2 separate regions of the Homo sapiens genome follow, and region 2 is linked to region 1. A link is an interaction called in ENCODE POLR2A ChIA-PET data of the cell type or tissue named here. Cell type or tissue: PC-9. All regions are shown on one strand. Each heading gives the region's core, and the rest is flanking DNA. Links, peaks and the distances in the headings are about the cores only.

Region 1 (7,864 bases), core at 1,360-6,359:
TGCTTGAACCCGGGAAGCAGAGGTTGCAGTGAGCCGAGATTATGCTACTGCACTCTAGCCTGGTGACAGAGTGAGACTCCATCTCAAAAAAAAATAATAATAATAATAAATTCGCCAAGTGTGGCCAGGCATGGTGGCTCACACCTGCAATCCCAGCACTTTGGGAAGCCGAGGCAGGTGGATCACAAGGTCAGGAGATCGAGACCATCCTAGTCAACACAGTGAAACCCCGCCTCTACTAAAATGCAAAAAATTAGCCTGGCGTGGTGGTGTACACCTGTAGTCCCAGCTACTCAGGAGGCTGAGGCAGTGGAATCACTTGAACCCAGGAGGCAGAGGTTGCAGTGAGCCGAGATCGCACCACTGCACTCCAGCCTGGGCAACAGAGCAAGACTCCGTCTCAAAAAAAAAAAAAAATTAGCCGAGTGTGGGGGAATGTGCTTGTGTGCTTGTAGTCCCAGCTGCTTGACAGGCTGATGTAGGAGGATCACTGGCACCCAGGAGGTCAAGGCTGCAGTGAGCCATGATTGGACAACTGCACTCCAGCCTGAGCAACAGAGCGAGACTCTTTCTCAAAAAACAAAACAAAAACCCATGTTAGTGGACACTGGGGATGGCTTGAGGGAGGAGGAGGAGGAGGGGTGGGGGTTGGAAGGCTACCTATGGGATAATATGCTCCCTACCTTGGTGACAGGATAATTTGTATGCCAATCCTCAGCAACAAGCAGTTTACCCAAGTAACAAACCTGCCCACCTATCCCCTGAACCTAATATTAAAATAGAAAAGAAAGGCCAGGCATGGCGGCTCATGCCTGTAATCCCAGCACTTTGGGAGGCCAAGGCGGGCGGATCACGAGGTCAGGAGATCGAGACCATCCTGGCTAACACTGTGAAACCCCATCCCTACTAAAAATACAAAAAATTAGCCGGGTTTGGTGGTGGGCGCCTGTAGTCCCAGCTACTCGGGAGGCTGAGGCAGGAGAATGGTGTGAACCCAGGAGGCGGAGCTTGCAGTGAGCTGAGATTGCGCCACTGCACTCCAGCCTGGGCAACAGAGCGAGACTCTGTCTCAAAAAAAAAAAAATAGAAAAGAAAAAAAAATGTTTGAAATCCACTAGCTGGGAGGGAAAAAAGAAAAGAATAAAAATAAGTAAATGAAAAGAAAAGAGAAACGTGGCCGGGCACAGTGGCTCACGCCTGTAATCCTAGCACTTTGGGAGGCTGAGGCAGGTGGATCACCTGAGGTCAGGAGTTCAAGACCAGCCTGGCCAACATGGTAAAACCCCATCTCTACTAAAAATACAAAATTAGCCAGGTGCACTGGCTCATGCCTGTGATCCCAGCGACTTGGAAGGCTGAGGCAGGAGAATCGCCTTAACCTGGGAAGTGGAGGTTGCAGTGAGCCAAGATTGTGCCATTGCACTCCAGCCTGGGCAACAGGAGCAAAACTCCATCTCAAAAAAAAAAAAAAGAAAGAAAGAAATGTGTTCATGAGAGATTCATCTGAGTGAGGATCTTGCACATCTGACTGTCCAGAGTCAAATTAAGGGTGAGGACTGCCAAATAGTGCCCAGTGTGCCAATCTCCAAGGGGCCCGAAAGCACCACTATAAATAAGATGAAGACAATATTTTCTTTAAAATTCTTCTTTCTTGAGAATTCTATATGTGGTGTGAAGGAATGTTTGATACACACTTGGGAAAGTACTTGGATGCAGTAATATCAAACAGTATTGTTTTGTTATTTGTTTTGTTTTGCTGGCTAAATTGCTTGAGACAATAGAGAAGATATTGAGTGGCGTTGCTGCTGGAAGTTCCTCACTCTTCTCTAAACTTCTCAAACTCTCCTCTAAAGAAAGGTACAGGCAAGGCGTGGTGGCTTACGCCTGTAATCCCAGCACTTTGGGAGGCCAAGGTGGGCAGATCACCTGAGATCAGGAGTTCCAGACCAGCCTAGCCAACATGGTGAAACCCTGTCTCTACTAAAAATACAAAAATTAGCCAGGCTTGGTGGTGTGCACCTATAATCCCAGCTACTCCAAAGGCTGAGGCAGGACAATCGCTTGAACCCAAAAGGCAGCGGTTGCAGTGAGCCGAGATTGCGTCACTGCACTCCAGCCTGGGTGATAGAGTGAGACTCCATCTCGAAAAGATAAATAAATAAATAAATAATGAAAGGTACAAATATTTTAAAATACTGGTTTAAATTTAAAGGTGCAACAACTAGTTACCCTTCCCTGAGCACCCACATGTCTCCATTAAAGTTATTCTCTACACTTTTTTCTGTCCTAACACACTGGAGGGTTGTAGCAACCTACATTAGCATCAATTGCTTTGGACAGCAGCAATTCCCATGGGACTGGGGTAATGGTGTCCTGTGTGAAAGAGTCCTCTAGAGTTCAGAGTCGCTAGTCATGCCACTACAGCTTTATTAATTAGCCACAAAGGATTTAACGTAAGTTGTGGAGCATTAATCAGTAAAAGGCAAACATATGACAATGCATAAACAAATAATTCAAAATAATTAGCATTTATTCCCTGAATGTGTGGCTGCCGTAGCAAATAAGGAAATTCAAAATATCATGCTTAATTTGCGATTGTGTTTTTCCCTTTAATTGCATCTGCCACCTGCTGTTAATTTGAAACAATTAAACCCTAAAGGCAGTATTCAAAAGTAAGAAGACTGCAGATTTCACCTTTGGGCAAAAAAATTATACAGCAGCTTCACCGAACTTAAAAAAGAGTGAAACATTCTTTTCCAGAAGTGGTAGAGTGTTTTCTGTTTGCACAGCATGCCCTAGTAAGTGAGAGGGTGATGTTAAGGATGTGATTGCCAACTCCCTTTAGTATGCTGAGCTATATAAGCTACATGAAATTCTTGTCTCCTTGGAGATCTATACCAGTATTGCCAATAGAAATACAATGCAAACCAAAGATTTTACATTTTAAGTTTTCAGCCGGGCACCGTGCCTCATGCCTGTAATCCCACCACATTGGGAGGCTGAGGTGGGCAAATCACCTGAGCTCAGGAGTTACAGACCAGCCTGGGCAACATGGTAAAACCCTGTCTCTACAAAAAAAAATTAAAAATAAAAAAAATTAGCCAGGCTTGGTGGTGGGTGCCTGTAATCCCAGCTACTCAGGAGGCTGAGACAGGAGAATCGCTTGAACCCGGGTGGTGGAGGTTGCAGTGAGCCAAGATGGTGCCATTGCACTCCAGCCTGGGCAACAGAGCAAGACTCCATCTCAAAAATAAATAAATAAGTAAATTTTAAATTTTCTAGTAACCACATAAAAAAGTAAAAAGAAATAGATAAAATTAAGTCTGATAAAATATTGTATTTAACTCAAATATTAAAAATATTATTTCAACAAGTCATCAATATTAAAAAAGACTCAGCCTCAGGAGGCTGAGTCAGCAGAATCGCTTCAACCCAGGAGGCGGAGGTTGTGGTGAGCTGAGATCGTGCCATTGCACTCCAGCCTGGGCAACAAGAGTAAAACTCTGTCTCAAAAAAAAAAAAAAAAAAATTGGCAGGCATGGTGGCACATGCCTGTAGTCTCAGCTACTGTGGGGGCTGAGATGGGAAGATCACTTCAACCCAGGAGGCAGAGGTTGCAATGAACTGAAATCATGCTACTGTACTCCAGTCTGGGGGACAGAGTAAGACCCTGTCTCAAAAAAAAAAAAAAAGAAAAAGAAAAAAAAAAAAGGCTAGGCACAGTGGCTGACACCTATAATCCCAGCACTTTGGGAGGCCAAGAGGGGGGCGAATCACGAGGTCAGGAGTTTGGGGTGAATCACGAGGTCAGGAGTTCGAGACCAACCTGGCCAACATGATGAAACCCCGTCTCTACTAAAAATACAAAAAATTAGCTGGGCGTAGTGGTGGGCGCTTGTAATCCCAGCTACTCGGAATGCTAAGGCAGAAGAATCACTTGAACCCAGGAGGTGGAGGTTGCAGTGAGCCAAGCTCGCACCACTGCACTCCAGCCCGGGTGACAGAATGAGACTCCATCTCAAAACAAAAAAAATAATAATAAATAAAAATAAAATGTAAACATTTTAAAAAATGTTTTTTTAAAACGAGAAACTTTTCTAACAAGATGGAAGCTACAATCATATGTAACATAATCATTTTTTCCAACAAGATGGAAGCTACAATCATATGTAACATAATCACGAAAGTGGCATCCCATCATCTTTGTCATATTCTACTGATTAGAAGCAAATCACTGTTCCTGCCCACACTCAGGGGAAGGAGATTCCACAGAGGTGTGAATACCGGAAGGCAGAAATTATTGAGAGTCATTTTAGAGTCTGTCTACTACACTTATTAAGCCTTCAAGATGTACAGTTCTGTGTGTTCTCCATTTACAACATACATATCTCAAGTCAGAGCAGCCGCATTTCAAGTACTCAGTAACCACTGGCTAGTGGCTGCCATATTGAACAGTGTTATTCTGTATCGACCAAACCCAGAGATCTGGGGAATTACAGGATACCCAAACACTGGTTTTAGCAATCATGTGTCTCTATAAAGAATTCAGTCTCAAAAGAACTAGAAGCATAAAGGTATGGTAGGTTAAGAACATTTTGTTGTTTCTTTTTGTTGTTGTTTGTTTGTTTGTTTGTTTTATTTTTGAAACAGCGTCTCGCTCTGTCAGCCAGGTTGGAGTGCAGTGACACCATCTTGGCTTACTGCAACCTCCACCTCCCAGGCTCAAGTGATCCTCCCTCCTCAGCCTCCCAAGTAGCTAGAACTACAGACATATACCACCATACCTGGCAAATTTTTGTATTTTTTGTAGAGACAGGGGTCTCTGTATTTCTCAGGCTTGTCTTGAACTCCTGGGCTCAAGAGATCCACCTCTTTTGGCCACCCAAAGCGCTAGAATTACAGATGTGAGCCACCGTACCCAGGCTTGTCATCTCTAATAGATAAAGAATGTATTGGTATTATTTTTATTTATTTTTGAGATGTCACGCAGGCTGGAATGCAGTGGTACGATCTTGGCTCACTGCAACCTCCACCTCCCAGATTCAAGCGATTCTGCTTCCTCAGTCTCCCGAGTAGCTGGGATTACAGGGATGCGCCACTACACCCGGCTAATTTTTGTATTTTTAGTAGAGACAGGGTTTCACCATGTTGGCCAGGCTGGTCTTGAACTCCCGACTTCAGGTGATCTATCCACTTCGGCCTCCCAAAGTGCTAGGATTACAGGCATGAGCCACCACACCCAGCCAGTATTATTTTAAATCTGGATCCTCAAAGCAAGTAGAGGCTGGAAAATATTATTTGCATTTATTTTTACAATTCTACTTTATACTTGCCCTGACTTAATGGGCAAGTCCTATAGGCTGAGAGAAATAGTTTTAAAAAGGCCATTTACAGAAAGGCCAGGTGACTGTAACATCAGAGGGCTCCCAGGAGGATATCTTGGTAAATACCCTCACACCTTTCCCCTTGACTCATAGCAGGACCACTCTAAGCCAGTCAACAGAAAGAATCGATCCTTTTCCCTGCATGCCATTTTACCAGTAACAGGAGGCTCAGAGCAGAGACACAGATGGGGATATTTTCCAAGCAATTCTCCAGTTTCCCATTTGACTGATTATGTGAGAAACCCCAAGTGGAGGGAGGATCTGACCCCTGAGCATGAGTGGCAGTCTGAAGAGGAGTCTGCAGATGGACCTCATTCCTCACTAAAACCTGAGCATCCCCCCTGAAGCCAGTGGCTCACTCCAGTTCTTCCCAGCTCTTCCTGTACCACCCCAAACTCAATTCAAGTATTGGCTGCATGCAGTGGCTCACACCTATAATCCCAACACTTTGGGAGGCTGAGGCGGGCAGATTGCTTGAGCCCAGGAGTTCAAAACCAGCCTGGGCAACATGGCGAAACCCTATCTTTATTTAAAAAGAATAAACAAAAATTTAAAATTAAAAAAAAATTTTAAAAAGCAAGTATTAATTACATATACAGGTCTTCACTTGCTTCCATTGTCCACGTGATATATTCATGTATCTCTTCTCATGCTTTCTCCCGTCACCTCTCTAAGGACAGCCCAAAACCTATGCCAGCTTCTTATTGGAATTTCCAGCTCCACGTCACCACCTGCCTCCTGGATGTTTCTCTCTGAATATTCCCCTTTCATCCTTGGCTCAACATTCTCTAACAGCAAGTGTCCCCTTTCCTTTCATAAACATGCTGCTTCTCCTATTTTAGTTGTTCAAGCATTGAAGATTGCAGTGTTTTAATCCTCATGCATCTTTGCTTCCATTTGCAATCTTTTTTTTTTTTTTTTTTTTTTGAGGCAAAGTCTCGCTCTGTTCACAGGCTGGAGTGCAGTGGCGCAATCTTGGCTGATTGCAACCTCCGCCTCCTGGGGTCAACCAATTCTTCTATCTCAGCCTCCCGAGTAGCTGGGATTACAGGTGTGCACCACCAGGTCCGGCTAATTTTTGTAGTTTTAGTAGAGACAGGGTTTCACCATGTTGGCCAGGCTGGTCTCAAACTCTTGACTTCAGGTGATCTGCCCACCTCAGCCTCCCAAAGTGCTGGGATTACAGGTGTGAGCCACCACGCCTGGCCCCGCAATCATTTTTTAAATAGTTCTTTTCTGTTGTCTTAGGCTTCACTTCTTATTCTATCATATTTTAATTTTTTTTTTTTTTTTGACAGGGTCTTGCTCTGTCACAAAGGCTAGAGTGCAGTGGCATGATCACAGCTCATTGCAGCCTCAACTCCCCAGGTACAAGCAATCCTCCCATCTCAGCCTCCCAAGTAGCTAGGACCCAGGCATGTGCCACCATGCCTGGCTAGTTTTTTTGTTTTTCTGAAGAGATAGGGTCTCCTATGTTGGCCAGGTTGGTCTTGAACTCCTGGACTCAAGTAATCCTCCCATCTCAGCTTCCCTAAGTGCTAGGATTATAGGCATGAGCCAGCTCACCCAGCCTTATTTGAATACTTTCACAGTTGTTTCCTAACATGTCTCTCAACCTCTCATTCCTCCTTTTAAAAACACATGTTCTGGCCAGGCATGGTGGCTCATGCCTGTAGTCCCAGCTACTTGGGAGACTGAGGTGCGAGGACTGTTTGAGCTCAGGAGATCAAGGCTGCAGTGAGCTCTGATTGTGCCACTGCACTCCATCCTGGGTGACAGAAAAACCTGTCTCAAAACAACAACAATAAAACAAAACAAAACAAACGTAAAAACCATATATTCTGAATGAACAAGACTACCTTGTTTTTTTTTGTTTTTTTTGTGAGACGGAGTCTTGTTCTGTTGCCCAGGCTGGAGTGCAGTGGCACGATCTCGGCTCACTGCAAGCTCCGCCTCCCAGGTTCACGCCATTCTCCTGCCTCTCAGCCTCCGGAGTAGCTGGGACTACAGGCACCCACGACCACGCCTGGCTAATTTTTGTTTGTAGTTTTAGTAGAGACGGGATTTTTTACCATGTTAGCCAGGATGGTCTCGATCTCCTGACCTCGTGATCCGCCCGCCTCGGCCCCCCAAAGTGCTGGGATTACAGGCGTGAGCCACCGGGCCCGGCAGTCTTTCTCTCTTTTTTTTTTAAAGTGATATTTATTCATTCATCCACTCCAAAATACTCAGTGGCTCTCCATTGTCTTTGTGGTAGTTCTTAATCCTAGATACATTTCAGAATCACTCATGGCACTCGTTTTAAACAGACTGCCAGACCAAACCTCAAATCCACTGGCAAAGACTGCTAATTGCCCCTTGTCCTCCAATATTTGCTTGTCCTTTCTTCCATAATGATAAAACTCCCAATCTTTAAGGGAAGAAACTGCCATCCTGAAAGGACTATATTTCCCAGCATCCTTTGTAGCAAGGTATAGATA
Region 2 (8,216 bases), core at 1,658-6,657, 520 kb before region 1:
GAGAACATTGCTTCTCTTTTCTACAGTTTTGTAATCGTTGATATTAACCATCCCTGGGCAGTCAAGTCCAAAACCTGTTTTGTTCCCTTGTGCCACAATCTTCCCATCCACTGCCCCACTTAATGGCATTAAAAGAAAAAAAAAGAACTTTCTTTGTAGCTATCTTACATAACAGAAAGTCATTATTTTTGTTAGGAAGCAGTTTTGTAACCAACAGCTTTGACAACTCTGCCCCAAGGCCCATGAAGACTCAGTGTGATGGGAAGGCCTGGAAGAGTTATAGGCAGAGGAGTAGGAGATCTCATTTATGCTATGGGGCTGTCACTTGTGCCGACAGAGTAGAGGGTGGGGAGTGCAGTGTCTCTGCTGAGCATTCAGGCTGCCAGGCCAAGTCCTGACTTTTCCTCGGGGACAGGGCGCTTCCCTCCTCCCTTTGGTCCCCGAGGTGTAGGTGCAGTCACTCCTCTCCAGTCTGCCCAGCAATAAGCTGGTAAACACAAGGTTCTGTGACACACCCAGAAGAATTTAAAATAATTCTCAGAGCCAGGTGTGGTAGCTCACTCCTGTAATCCCAACACTTTGGGAGGCTGAGGAGGGAAGATCCCTTGAACCCCAGGAGGTCAAGGGTGCAATGAGCTGTGTTCACGCCACTGCACTCCAGCCTGGGCAACAAAGGGAGACCTTGTCTCAAAACAAAACAAAACGAACAACCCTCAGCCTACCATTCCTTCATTGGACTGACAAAAAATTGGCTATACCTAAGGAGGAAAAGAAATATAAATTAAAAATTAGCCGGGCGTGATGGCGGGTGCCTGTAATCCCAGCTACTTGGGAGGCTGAGGCAGGGAATTGCTTGAACACAGGAGGTGGAGATTGCAGTGAGCCAATATTGCACCACTGCATTCCAGCCTGGGTGACAGAGCAAGGCTTCATCTCAAAAAAAAAATTATATATATAAATACTTCTGCACTATAAAAAGATGAGTCTAGAGCAGGAACACAAAAGCAAGTATATAATCATAAAAATGAAGTAAGGCAGATCTACTTAGACCGCCTTTCTCAAAGTAATTGACACAGATGCCCTGTGCTCTAACACAGTATAATTAATGTGTATCACTCTTAAAGGGCCACATTGCCTGCCTGTACCATGAAGCATCTTTAGAGTTGGCACTGTACAGTCATTAATTACATGAGCCCCTGAGTTAGGTATCATTATCCCTGCTTTGCAAACAAGGAAAATCAAGGGTGTTGGTGCCTAGACTCTAAGCAGTGTGTGGCTGGGCTCAATAAAGAATCCTGGAATTTCTGACTCTTAGCCTGAACTTGGGTTTTTTGCACTGTGGAGTCAATACATCATTGAAGACAACCAAGTGGAAATAACCCAAATACACATTGTTCTTGCAGTATTTCAGCCCCACCCTTGTAATTTTCTACATGAAAGGAGACTGCTGTCTGTTTGGCATGTTTGAGGGCTGGAGGAGATGGACTGTGGAGCTCAATGAGGAGGATGGCATGGTGAAATGGAAGGGAAATTCATTGCATGATTTCTGGTCTTTAGAAAGGCTACCCAAGCTTGGTTTCTTGAGAATGATTCTAGTCTGCAGGCTGACCATGCAACTTGGCCTTCCCTTCCAGGATGCTCCTGGTAAATCTCAGAAGAAAAGAGCAGACAAGTTTTATCTGTAAAGGAAGTACTCCAGCACAAGGATGTGAAGATCTATGAAAATAGAGCACATGTACACCAATGTGTGGGTCTTCTTTGCAAGCATTTCAGAGGCAGCTGCCTAGTCTGCTGATAGCTAATGCTGGTCTGGTTTCTCCTATTCGGGATCATATCTATTTTAGTCTCCTCTATAAATTATTCAAATGAGCCCAGAAGCCTTTCTGTATCAGATGGGTAAAGAAGTGGCTGGGGATTAATTTCTGAAACATTACCCTCCAAGAAGAATACTTTTAGGACAGTGCTTGGTACAATTTTTTAAGTACAAGTTACTCTCCCAAGCAGGCTGCAGCACTAACAACAAGGTGACAGGTGGAGTGTGGGTCATCCTGGAAGTGACGTGGCAGCCTCTGGGCTATGTCAGTTCTCCAGGCCTCCCCACCCCTACCCCCCAGCCCCACTCCAAAGGGTGTTTTAGCTCTATTAAGCATTCTTTATGCCAGACAGTTAAAAAAAAAAAAAGAAGAAGAAAATTAAGAGTCTTATTTATTGGCATACTATAGACAAAAAGGAAAAGATAGAATATTTTACCCCCTATCTCTCATCTTTGGTCTTATTTAGGGAGATAAGTTTAATAGTAACTATGGAAACATTTCTTTCAACAGATTGAGCTGACCAGTAAAAACTTCACTGATTGAGATATATTTTTCAGCAAAACATACTTACTCTCTGAGCGTTATGCATATGAATATGGCTTTAGCTTCCCTTTTGCAGAGAGAAAAATATCACAGTATCCTATTAAAATTTTTGCAAATATAAACTGTTTCTGCTTTATGTTTTTAATCAGAAGTAGAATTTAGAAAAATAAATTTCATATAGTATTTTTTCTTCACAAAGCTATTAGAGTAGGAACTGATTTGGTTGAATTTTTTTCCTAAGTTAAATCTGAGACTCTCATGAACACAAAGTGTATGTTTTTCATGGAAATATAAATTAAATATTTTGGAGAATTGGATGTCTATAGATAAAGTATAACACTTGGCTGTCTAGAACCTTGGGAAATGAGTTATTCAAAACAACTGAGTTTTATAGATGACATAGTGTTTATCTTGATAGGTTAAACACTTTAAAATGTTTACCATTTTGAATAAAAACTATCTAAAGATGTGTTTGTTTATTTTTCTATTTTTTAAAAAACAGTACACTAAACATTTTTTAGCTTTTTCTTGATGATTCATGATCATTATTATTATTATAGAAAAAGCTTTTTATGGAATTATAGTAATGTTTATTGAGAGCTTATTGAAAAGTATATTCTGGCCAGGCACAGTGGCTCATGCCTGTAATCCCAGCACTTTGGAAGGCCAAGGCGGGCAGATTGCTTGAGTCCAGGAGTTTGAAACCAGCCTGGCCAACAAGGCGAAACTTCATTTCCACAAAATATTAAAAAAAAAAAAAAATTAGCCAGGTGTGGTGGCACGTGCCTGTAGTCCCAGCTACTCGGGAAGCTGAAGTGAGAGAATCACTTGAGCCTGGGAGGTGGAGGCTACAGTGAGCCAAGATTGTGCCACTGCACTCCAGGCTGGGCAACAGAATAAGACTCTGTCTCAAAATTAAAAAAAAAAAAAAAAGAAAGTATATTCTGTTATTACAGTAAATTATCATTTCTGTGTTATTTTTAATAGGCTTTTTCTAAAGTTTCTCTCTTGTTACCTGTCATTTCTTACTTTTGTCAGCACGTACCTTTTCAAATCTTGAGGTTGTGATTAGTATTGTGTTTAGAAATTAGCTAACAGTGCTCATTAGATTGTTCTATAAAGGAGGAATAAAATGGGCTTGGAGTGAGGCCAAGATGCCCTCTCCAATTTTAACTATTCTTTTTCTTCTTAATTATTATAGAAACTTTAAAACATACACAAAATAGAGAGAATAGAATATAAACCACCACCCCACTCCACTTGACTTTCCACATCATCCAGTTTCAACAGCTACCAACTTCTGGGCAATCCTGTTTCCTCTCTACCTTCCCAACTCTTTCATCCCACATCACTCCATAATTGGATTAAAAGCCAGTTCTAGCATCGGTATGAACTCATGTTTAATTTAATGTAGATGCAGATAGTTACATATAGAAATATTGAGATATATTGGTCTATACAGTGGTTAGTATACACAGATATATTTCCTTGCTCCCTCAGCTGAGAGGGCCTAGAAACAGTGATACTCTTAAAGAGAGAACCAGGCGATGGACACAACACAGTGAATCAAAAAGACAGGAGACAACAGGGGGGCAAAAGACATTATACACTATAGAGAGAATGCCACTAACAATATTCTGTGCCCCAGGGATGTTAACCACTGACCTAGATGATCTGTTTTGCCATTCCTTTCTTGAATGGCAAGAATTTTAAATACGGTAATATTCCTGATCTACTCTTAATGCCAACTCTAAACTATGAGGATAAGAGTAAGTCTTCTTTCTCAATTGTTTTCTTACTTCTGTGGCACATGACATAATTTTCTGGACATGTAATTTCAAGACATGTTGGTCTGTTGTCATCTGAGCTAACCATGAAATAGACTTGTCCTACATAAACTGAGATAAACATGTATTTACTTACTCACCGGAATCCAGTGCATAGAGTTTACATATGATTATGTCTTTATAAGAAGAACACTACTTGCTTAGGTTGGAGAATATGACTACATTTGCCAAACTATGGCAAACTAAACTATGACTCAGAAGCTAACTTAGAGTAGGATTGGAAAAACAAAAGAAACTATCTTGTTGATTACACAATGTATCTGTAGTCCTTTTACAAAACTGTATGTTCAGATATTGTCAACACTGACTGTTACACTTTTGCCAGTGTGTTTTTACTATAAACCATCTTGCTGTTAAAATGTCAGCATTTTGCTGGGCATGGTGGTGTGTGCTATTCAGGAGGCTGAGATGGGAGGATGGCTTGAAGCCAAGAGTTCGAGGCTACAGTGAGCTATGATCATGTGCTTACACCTCAGCTTGCATGACAGAGAAAGACCTGGTCTCTAAAATATAATAATAATAATCAGTATTTTGTTGGGAATTGTTATAGTGTATAATAACCTGCATATTTGTATAGTTATGTTTCTCCTTTTTATGTGCTTTCAGAAGAAACTTCTTTTAAAGGCTTAATTGATTTTTTAAGTCATAAAGGTTTTACTTTTTATTTAGTATTTTAAATATGGTAATTTATATGAAGAAGTGAAAAAGAGTAGATTCAATATCTCCCTTAGATCCACGCAAGAGTGTCTTCGCTTTTAAAAGGCCTATGTGTACTTCCGGTCTATCCCTCTGAGGGCAGAGGATGATGTGTCTCTTAGGCAAGAGAGGTGACCAAGGGGAGGCTGTGTGCAGGGAATGTGTCCAGAGCTTGGATGTGCAAGCTGAGTTGTCCATGGGCAGGCGTAGGAGGTCACTTGTAGTGTGGAATGGAGACAAGGGAGGGCAGAGAAGGAGGCAAACCTGAGTTTCAGTTCATTCTGAAGGTAAATTTTTAAAGGCGAGAAATTAGAACACACTGAGTTTGTTAACTTGATTTGAAATTTTAAAATATTTAAACATATGGTATGTGAGCTTCCACTTATGTTCTTATTTCCCTTTTGCCACCAATGTTGGGGGAAAACAGGTAGATTTTTTAAAAACAAAACAAAAAAGATTGGACTCACATGTTCCTAGTTTCTTAATTCTTTTAACCTTTTGATAAATACTCTGTAACGTTGTCTTTGAATTTAACCATGAATTATAGGTGAAAGATTCTACCTAAAGATATATTCCATAAACTTTTAGGTGTTCAGAATAAATATATAAAAATCACCCGAATGTTTCAAATGCCAGATCTTCAAGGAGAATATGGGGGAGGAGAGGGATAACTAAATAATCAGCTAACTGAAACTTACTTACTTATTTATGTGTTTGAGCCACAGAGGGCAGATTTTTAGCCTAAGAAATGTCCCTTGCTCTAAATGAATGTATAAACCGAATGGGAGGGTAAGACAAATGTACACGAAAAAGTTAAAACAGAACAGCAAATATGAAATCAGTGTTACCAGTGATAAATGCTTTAAGAGAAGGATTTCAGTAAGCTTAGGTAGTCAGGGAGGGCTCCTGGGCTGGGCTTTGCTGTGTGAATCAGAGTTGGATTGTCACAGGCAGATGAGGTGATATTTGGGAAGGAAAAGTCATGTGGGCAAAGATAAAGAGACAGGCAAGCACTACGTGTGTTTGGGGAACTGTGAACATACTAATTTAGTTAGAGTGGACGGTCTGTGCGGGTACATAAAAGCAGGATGACTTGAAAGATATATAGTGCTGTCTCTGTTTAAGGCTTTGAGAGTCGGGGCTTTATCCTGAAGAAAGTGGATAGTCACTGAAGGTATCTGAGATACAGATGGTAGGATTAAATCTGTGATTTGGACAGAACAAACAAATGGCTTTGTTTAGATGAACTGGCAGAGGGAAACAAGAGGCAGGCAGACCAGGGGATTCCTGAGCTCATGGACCAGAGAAGAGGCCAAGGATCTGACATTTTAAAGAGATACACGTTTCCTCTGTCACAGAACTTAAAACTCCGTCTAGTGGTTTTCAGAGATATCACCAACAATTTCCACTGTGAACAAATGATAGATGATGAGACAGAATAGAATAGAAAATGAGTACCTGTGTAAGTAGGATAAAAAGTAATACACATTTACCATTTACCACATTCATATTTCATGTCCTCCTAGTGTTTGATGATGTTACTTCTCTAAATGAAGAAAGATAAGCCCCACCTAACTCATATGGAAGTAGATAAAGTATATTTCCAAAATTCAACCTGTGGAATATAATTATCTTAACCTTGTCCGTACAGAGCACAGGGACATGTCTTTAGCCCCAGGTAACAAGAACATGTTATTTTTAATATGAAGATGTCACACGGGTGGGGTGAGCAGCATGGTGGAGAAAGGCACTGGGCACTGGACAGTCTGTGAGTTTGTTCTCGGGATGATCCTTCTGACTGGCTCTAGGATCTGGGGCAACTCATTCACAGCCTCACTTAAGGAGATTAAATTCTATAAACGTCAAGGCCCTTTTCAGCTCTAACATTCTATAATTATATAAGTTAGATCTAACACCAAAAGACCATTTAATGGAATAGATTTCTAAATACACTTTGACTCATACTCTTTGGTTAAATTTCCTGGCAGCTATGACACTAAGGAATGACACAGCTATAGGCTTATCTATGATTAATTGTGGGAAACTTGAGGTGGAGATTTTTTTAATGCTGATTTTGTATCAAGGTTATTCGGTCATTTGGTATGTGAATTATATTCCTCCTCCCCATGAATCACTATTAAAAATAGGTTAGCTTATAGATATAATTCAATAGATCATATTCTTTTTGTGAACTTTTTAGGAACTGCCCATGAGGGACATGAAGTAAGACCAGTTCCCAGTGTAGAACCACACACACCTTGGAAAAGACTAAGAAAGACTATGGCAAATTGGTTTAAAGCATAGATTTTAAAGTCATATCTGCTCAGGTTCAAATCCTAGCACTGCCACTTGATAGCTGTGTGACCTTGGACTAGTTGCTAAACCTTGCTGTGCTTCAGTTTACTCATCTACCTCATCAGGTCATTGTGAGGATACATGTGTTTATTACATGTAAAGTACTTAAAATACCACCTACCATAAGTATTTGGTATTGTTATTATTATTGGACCCCCAGAAAATATTTAGGAAGGCATCCTAGCATACAGAGCTGTAGGCATAATTATGTGAACCCAACATTTCTTTTTCAAGATCAGTTCAGCTGTTTTGGTGATGTGTTTTGGTATTCGTCCCATTGTAATTCCAAAGCCACAAAGATGACGTTGTTTTAATCATTGTTTCATCCTATTTGCATTTTACTAAAGATAAATATATTAAATATTTAGTCTGTATGGGGTACATACTTTTAAGGAGGAATGTTCTACAGAAAAGTACAGAAAGAGGAGGTTTAGAGGCAGAAGAGGAAGTTTAGAGACATGAAGGAAGTGGTTCTTACGTTTGCTTTGTGCTTTCAGTAGATAGTTAATATCCATTTAAAGGATGTTTAGTGGGGGAAAATTCTGCTGGGACTAAAATTTCATGCTTAGCTGAAGCAATGCATCAGGGTTTTTAAGTATAGTTTTATTCAGTCTACTTCATCTTAGTTAACAAACTGAGGTTGGTCTTCAGCCCATAGTTAATGAATTATCTATTACTATTTCAAATTAAACTTCATGTATTTGAGCCTTAGAAAACTCCTAGCAAAACATCTCTCTCTGAGTTACCCCTGGTGATCTGAGCTGTGACCAAATAGCCAAAGAAGAAAAAAAAGGAGACCCATGGACAACGGTTCCGTTCGTGGCCCCATACTCTTCTTTCAGACTCTTGCCCTGTTGGCAAATGACTTTCTACCCAGGTTTTCCTGAATTATCTCTCTGTTTCTCAGTCTGAGAAGGAACCATTTTTGTGGGGTTCATCAGAAGTGGGTGTGAAGGTTTTC

The links. ChIA-PET counts read pairs that join two places held together with the same protein. Peaks named below come from ENCODE experiments on the same cell type or tissue, not always from the same donor. Only the 100,000 strongest peaks of a DNase experiment are listed, where the experiment ranks them.
Region 2: POLR2A ChIA-PET joins it to region 1 with 7 read pairs; 3 of 35 experiments call an interaction of 5 or more read pairs at or near these places.

What each region holds. Positions count from the first base shown.
Region 1 is chr6:106,986,524-106,994,387 of GRCh38, forward strand. No RefSeq gene overlaps it. Among named protein-coding and RNA genes, the nearest start is that of CD24, 16 kb to the left of the region's middle. RefSeq lists a silencer at 4,917-5,018. In PC-9, for the core only: no CTCF peak of the experiment used is centred there; no DNase peak of the experiment used is centred there.
Region 2 is chr6:106,469,636-106,477,851 of GRCh38, forward strand. All of the region lies in intron 2 of CRYBG1 (crystallin beta-gamma domain containing 1), which reads left to right. Among named protein-coding and RNA genes, the nearest start is that of CRYBG1, 110 kb to the left of the region's middle. In PC-9, for the core only: no CTCF peak of the experiment used is centred there; a DNase peak (open chromatin) is centred at 4,396; H3K27ac peaks cover 2,290 bases.